Regions from separate parts of the Mus musculus genome. Here region 1 is linked to region 2. Evidence: chromatin loops called from intact Hi-C (ENCODE). Cell type or tissue: left cerebral cortex. All regions are shown on one strand. Links, peaks and the distances in the headings refer to the core of each region. The heading gives the core; the rest is flanking DNA. Region 1 holds the start of Scin (scinderin). Region 2 overlaps Scin (scinderin).

Region 1 (2,801 bases), core at 17-2,516, 52 kb after region 2:
GTATTTGGCCAGCACCCGGGTTTCTCACAGGCAGGCAGTCGCCCAGGAACGCACTGGGGTTTGAGTTAAAGTGGAAAACCCCGGAGGAATGAGTATGACCCTCCAAGAAGTGGTTTGGTCAAGACTGATGAGTCCTGGATGACTCGCATCTCCGGAGTTTACAGCTCGCCAGGAGCTGACCTGGGGTTAGGAGAGGGTGCTGGCTGTGTGTCACCTAGCCCGCCCAGGTGACAGGATGGTGTACAGACCTTGGGCCCACCGCTGCCCTGTGCTGCTCACTGCTTACCCAGCCAGAAATGCAGGCGGTAGGAGAAGCCCCTGCTGGACTTGGTGGTGTGCAGCACCAGGTAGGCGTCTCCGACGTAAAAGTCACCATAGGCACCCTGGGGCACCGGTACCAGTTCCAGCTTCTCGACCCTCCACACCTGCAGCCCAGCCTGCTGGCCTGCGCGCGCGAACTCGGGGTGCTGCAGCTCCTGCGCCATGGTGCCGCGATGCTGGCCGAGCGAGCCGAGGACTTGATCCGTGCCCTGAGCCCAAGGAAGAGCCCGATGACCGGTGACCGCGAACCTGCTCTCCCGGCTTTAAAGCGGCTCGCCAGAAGCGGAGGCGGGGCTGGAAGGGAAGCCAACAGCCACGCCCGAACCCGGGCGGGAACCTGAATCCCAGTTTGGACCAAGTTAACCAAAACTCTAGTAAATGCCTCCCTCCAAAAAAAAAAAAAATGTAAATAAATATTATAATTGTTATTTTACGTTGCAACAGATAGATTTTGCTCGGATCAACTCGGGCGGGTCCACACTGGTCCCTGTCACCCCAGTTCCTTCCCTGCTGGTGTTCACCCTCTGATGCCAGGGTGAGGAGAAAGAGCATTAAGAACTAGAATCATCCACTCGCAAAACACGTCTGGCTTTGAGGACCACAGCACGTCGGAGTAACTGGCTGTATCACTTTCCCATGCGCGGTCCTCTAAAAGTCGAGCATAGTTGGCTTCCCTAACAGCCTCCCACTCCTGGTGGCCACAAGGTTTCTCTTTAGATAAGTTTGGAAACTCCATGTACAAAGGTACGTCAGGTTTTCTAGAAAAGATAAAAATCAGACAAATTCTCTGGCTACTAGCGTCAGAGATCGGCAAGTCCCCTGGCGCCTGGGAACTGTGGTAAGGTGCCACCTGCCTGCCTTAGCCAAGAAAATCTCTGCAAAAACACATCAGCCGCCCTCCAGGGACGCTCTGTACTGGGCTGTCCATGACTGTGATTTTAAACTGACCTGCATTTTTTTTTTTTAAAGATTTATTTATTTATTATATCTAAGTACACTGTAGCTGTCTTCAGACACTCCAGAAGAGGGCGCCAGATCTCGTTACGGATGGTTGTGAGCCACCATGTGGTTGCTGGGATTTGAACTCCAGACCTTCGGAAGAGCAGTCGGGTGCTCTTACCCACTGAGCCATCTCACCAGCCCCCTGACCTGCATTTTTAATTATCTGATTTTAAGGCACTCACTTCTCATTGGTTCACTCATATTTCTTTGTTTTGCTCACTAAAGAACGATTTGCATTCACTTCATTGCATTCAGAAACTGATGTGGTAAGGAGTTCTGTTATTGAAAACGCAAATCAGAAACTGCACATTAGAAACATTAGAGAGTTGTTCCACTTGGTCCCCAAATTGCAGAACTCCCTAGCAAGCCATTAATAGTAAAGGCACACTTAGATGCTCTCTTTAGTGACCTTTTTAAAATAAGCAATGCTTGAAGTGTTTAAAAATTTAGTGGCATAAAATCTGTTCAACAGTGCAGTGTGCTCGCCTGTAATCCCCGCTGAGGAAGGACGTACTTTGAGGGCTCTAGGCTGGCCAGTGCTACATTGTGACATTCTTTTTCAAGACCAAAACCAAGCCAAAACAAAACAAAATGACAATAGAAATTCCTTTACATTTCACACAACTACCCCACTCCCTTCCCCAAAGGTTGCCAGTTTGTAATTTTCCAAAAGACATTGTTAATCAACAAAAATATTCGTAATGTAGTATGGATAGATTTAAACACTAACCTGCATCTGTATTGTATACGTATATCTCATGAGGATTGATATTGCTGTGGGATTTGTTTTTGAGTTGTTGTTTGTTTGTTAGACAGGTTCGCATGTAGCACATGTAGCCCACACTCACCTTGAACTCAACATTTAGCTGAGGATGAGCTAGAACATTCTGCCTCTCAGATAATGAGTTACAAGGGTATACTACCACAGCCCAAGTTTATCTGGTGCTAGGGATCAAGCCCAGGACTTCAAGCAAGCTCTACTAACTGAGCCATACCCCAGCCCTATTGTATGCGTGTGTGTATCTTAAAATCAGGAGAGATTCATAAAGTCTCCAGGAAGTACTCCAGGGAAGTATGCCTCCTGATAACATTTTACCTGGCAACAGCACACACACATGCATGCACACAGACACACAGACACACACACACACACACACACACACACACACACACACATACACACACACAGAGTAAGTGTGTGAGAAAGAGAATATCAATACTCCATAGTCATAGACCTAGCTGCCTTGTTTATAGACTACATAATATTCTACATAATTAATGCCTTTATTTTCTCTGCTCCAGTTCACAGGCATTTATGGTACTAATATTTTGCAAATAACATCGTGACTCTCTTAAATAAACCTTACTATGAATGCCATTATAGTTGTGAAATAAAGTCTTAGAAATGTAATTGATTTTGGGATAGCATTGGAAATGTAAATGAAGAAAATACCTAATAAATTTTAAAAATGTTTTAA
Region 2 (2,801 bases), core at 122-2,621:
TATACTGCATTGTATGTGGCCACACCACCCTGAGCATGCTTAAGCCTCGTCTAATCTCAGAATCTAAGTAAGGCCTAGATGGTTAGTCCCTGCATACCGAAATAATTTAATTTGAATATAGCAATGGGAGAATGGCAACATTCCCTGACATATTAAATGCATTTACTATCACAGTAATTGACAGTATATTTGACAATGTATATTTCTGATGCTCGAATACTTCCCCCCCCCACCCCCCACCCTGAGACAGGGTTTTCTCTGTGTAGCCCTGGCTGTCCTAGCACTCACTTTGTAGACCAGGTTTGCCCCAAACTCAGAAATCCACCTGCCTCTGTCTCCCAAGTGCTGGGATTAAAGGCGTGCGCCATGACCCACCACCGCCCTGCTTCAAATGCTTTCCTTAGCTCCCTAACCCTTGCTGAATGGTTCCAAACATTCGCCTACCAGCTGCACCAGCTGAGAGACTTACAAACCATTTCTCAGGAGAGATGCTTTTCTTTAAAATCAGGATGTTTTCTTTCACCTCCTAGGAAGAGAACATCAGATCTGAAATACCTCAACCATAGAAATGGCATCTCTTACCTTTCCATACAAAAATTTGTTTTGCAGCACCATGGTCCAAAATGAAGCATTCTTCAGAAAGCAACATTCCCATGGAGAACGGGTTTTCTTCAGCCACCAGTGTTACTTTCATGGACCCACTTGCATCTGAAACCTAACAGAAAAGACTTGAACTCCATGATTTCATTTTGGGAAGAATCACTCTAAAATTGCGTTACAGTGTTAGTTACACACTCTGCAGATGTAGGGAGACTATGCTTCGAGAACATGAGCCTCACAGAGTTTATATAGCAGAGCTGATTCAAGACAGAGGCAAAGCATCCCTGGGCCCAATTGCACCCCAAGCACTTTTGTAGAAAGATCTTTAAAGGCAGAAAACTGCTAATGGAAGGTTAAACTTTGACACTGTCTGTAATACATCAGAAAATCATGGTTATAATCGTACTGTGTAAGGGCTATCACAATGCTACTGTTTACTAAATTCTTTGAGTTCTTTATTCCATAATCATTTATTTTAAAATTTAGAGCAAACTTTTCAAGCAGGTGACAATCCTACACTCCTTATATGCACACAAAAGGCTGAGTGTAAGTTTGTTTAACTTCAGTCACTGGGTCCTTATCAAACGGCAGTCAGTACCCTGGAGAAAGCGTCTGTACAGTGTAGCTAATGGCTGCAAATAGTTTTCAATCTAAGTCCAGAAATTTAGCTCTATGTTGATCGACTATCAAGGTCAATTGTTTTCCGTCACAATGGAGATGGAGCTTTTAAGGAAATTTTGAAGGTGGTCATACAAAGTTGAAGGTGATTTTTATGCACCATCTCAATGCACTGGTTTCCAAAGGTCAGCTTGTGGGTTGCCAGCGGATCAGCTGCTTATTTGTTAAATATGAAGGTTCCAGACCCAACTCCAATCAGTAGCCCAGTTTTGCATCAACAAGGGAAGTTTGCACTCTATATATTCAGAAAGTGCCCACAGTGATTTGGCTTTCCAATCTTATTGGCCCCACATTGTACACTATACTACATCTCCACTAGAGGGAGCTGTGGTTTAAGATTAATATTTCCCTATGTTAAACTATTTCTTTCATACATAATGCTGTCCGAGAGAGAAAAGAGGTTTGATTGATTGTGGGGAATAAGTGACATTTGTTAGACTGTAAAGAGTAATGAAACCACACTATTTAGTTAACAATCTCTGGGAGAATTGTGTTAAAATTATCAGTATTTAGCAGATATGATAATCACATTTTCCTTTATCACCTAAGAAGAAAAGAAGCCACGTCATCATTATAAAAAGGAAGTTAATGTTACACAAATTAATAATCTATCTTCATTCAGAGCAATGAACTTGGTTCCTGAAAGGAGCCAGGTGTGGTGGTGCATGCCTTTAATCCTGGCACTCAGGAGGCAGTCAGGAAACTCTCTAAGTTCAAAGTCACTCTGGCCTGCGTAGTGAGTGTCAGGATATCCAGGACGACATAGACCATAGAGAAACCCTGTCTCAAAAGAAGAAGAGGCGGAGGAGGAGGAGGAGGAGGAGAAGGAGGAGGAGGAGGAGGAGGAGGAGGAGGAGGAGGAGGAGGAGGAGGAGGAGGAAGAGAAGGAGGGGAAGGGGGAGGAGAAAGAGGAAAAGGAGAAGGAAGTTCCCTAAAAGCCACCAAGTACAGTTTCTTCCTGTTGAAAAGAAGAAAGTCACTAAGTTGTTCAGGTAGATACTATCTGCTCCAAATCACTTCCTTAGAAAGTTGTAAGAGAAAGAGAAAGACATTTGGAGACTCTTGCCTTCAGTTTCCTCTGCTGTGTTGTGTGACTTTTGTTGCTTTCATGAGAGTAAATTCAAAATTCTGTCGCTGGAAGAAACTTGAATAATCACCTTGAATAAAACCACTTCCTCCCGTGTCTTTCCATACCTTCTTCCCTCCCTTTCAGAAAACAACGCCTCAGAGAAATGCACCATACCCAGTCATTCACAGCAGGAGCCACTGGGCGCTAGGTCAGCCAGCACCTGACCCAAGGCTGGCTCTACCCTGTTTCCTTCAAGCTGACTGATTTGAGAGTTCACCTTCCTGGAACAAAGAAAGCCCTTTTTGCACTAAAAGGATATTCTAAGGAAGATGAAGATTTTACAATCTTACCAAGAATTTATAAGAAAAAGCCCACAAAATGTTTTATTCCACAAAGGAAACGTTTTTATCAGGTGTACTATATCAAAATATAACAAACAGTAACTTTGTTTTTG

The links. Hi-C counts contacts between places; a loop is a spot of excess contacts. Peaks named below come from ENCODE experiments on the same cell type or tissue, not always from the same donor. Only the 100,000 strongest peaks of a DNase experiment are listed, where the experiment ranks them.
Region 1: it touches region 2 in a loop (4-fold over the local background); 2 of 42 quality-filtered maps call a loop at or near these places.

Annotation. Positions count from the first base shown.
Region 1 is chr12:40,133,624-40,136,424 of GRCm38, forward strand. It overlaps Scin (scinderin), which reads right to left and starts at 605. Exons shown (of 16, transcript NM_001146196.1): 1 at 287-605. The coding sequence starts at 485. In left cerebral cortex, for the core only: CTCF peaks have their summits at 1,288 and 1,488; no DNase peak of the experiment used is centred there; H3K4me3 peaks cover 762 bases.
Region 2 is chr12:40,081,060-40,083,860 of GRCm38, forward strand. It overlaps Scin (scinderin), which reads right to left. Exons shown (of 16, transcript NM_001146196.1): 6 at 583-715. Among named protein-coding and RNA genes, the nearest start is that of Arl4aos, 44 kb to the left of the region's middle. In left cerebral cortex, for the core only: a CTCF peak has its summit at 1,598 (motif pointing right); a DNase peak (open chromatin) is centred at 1,571.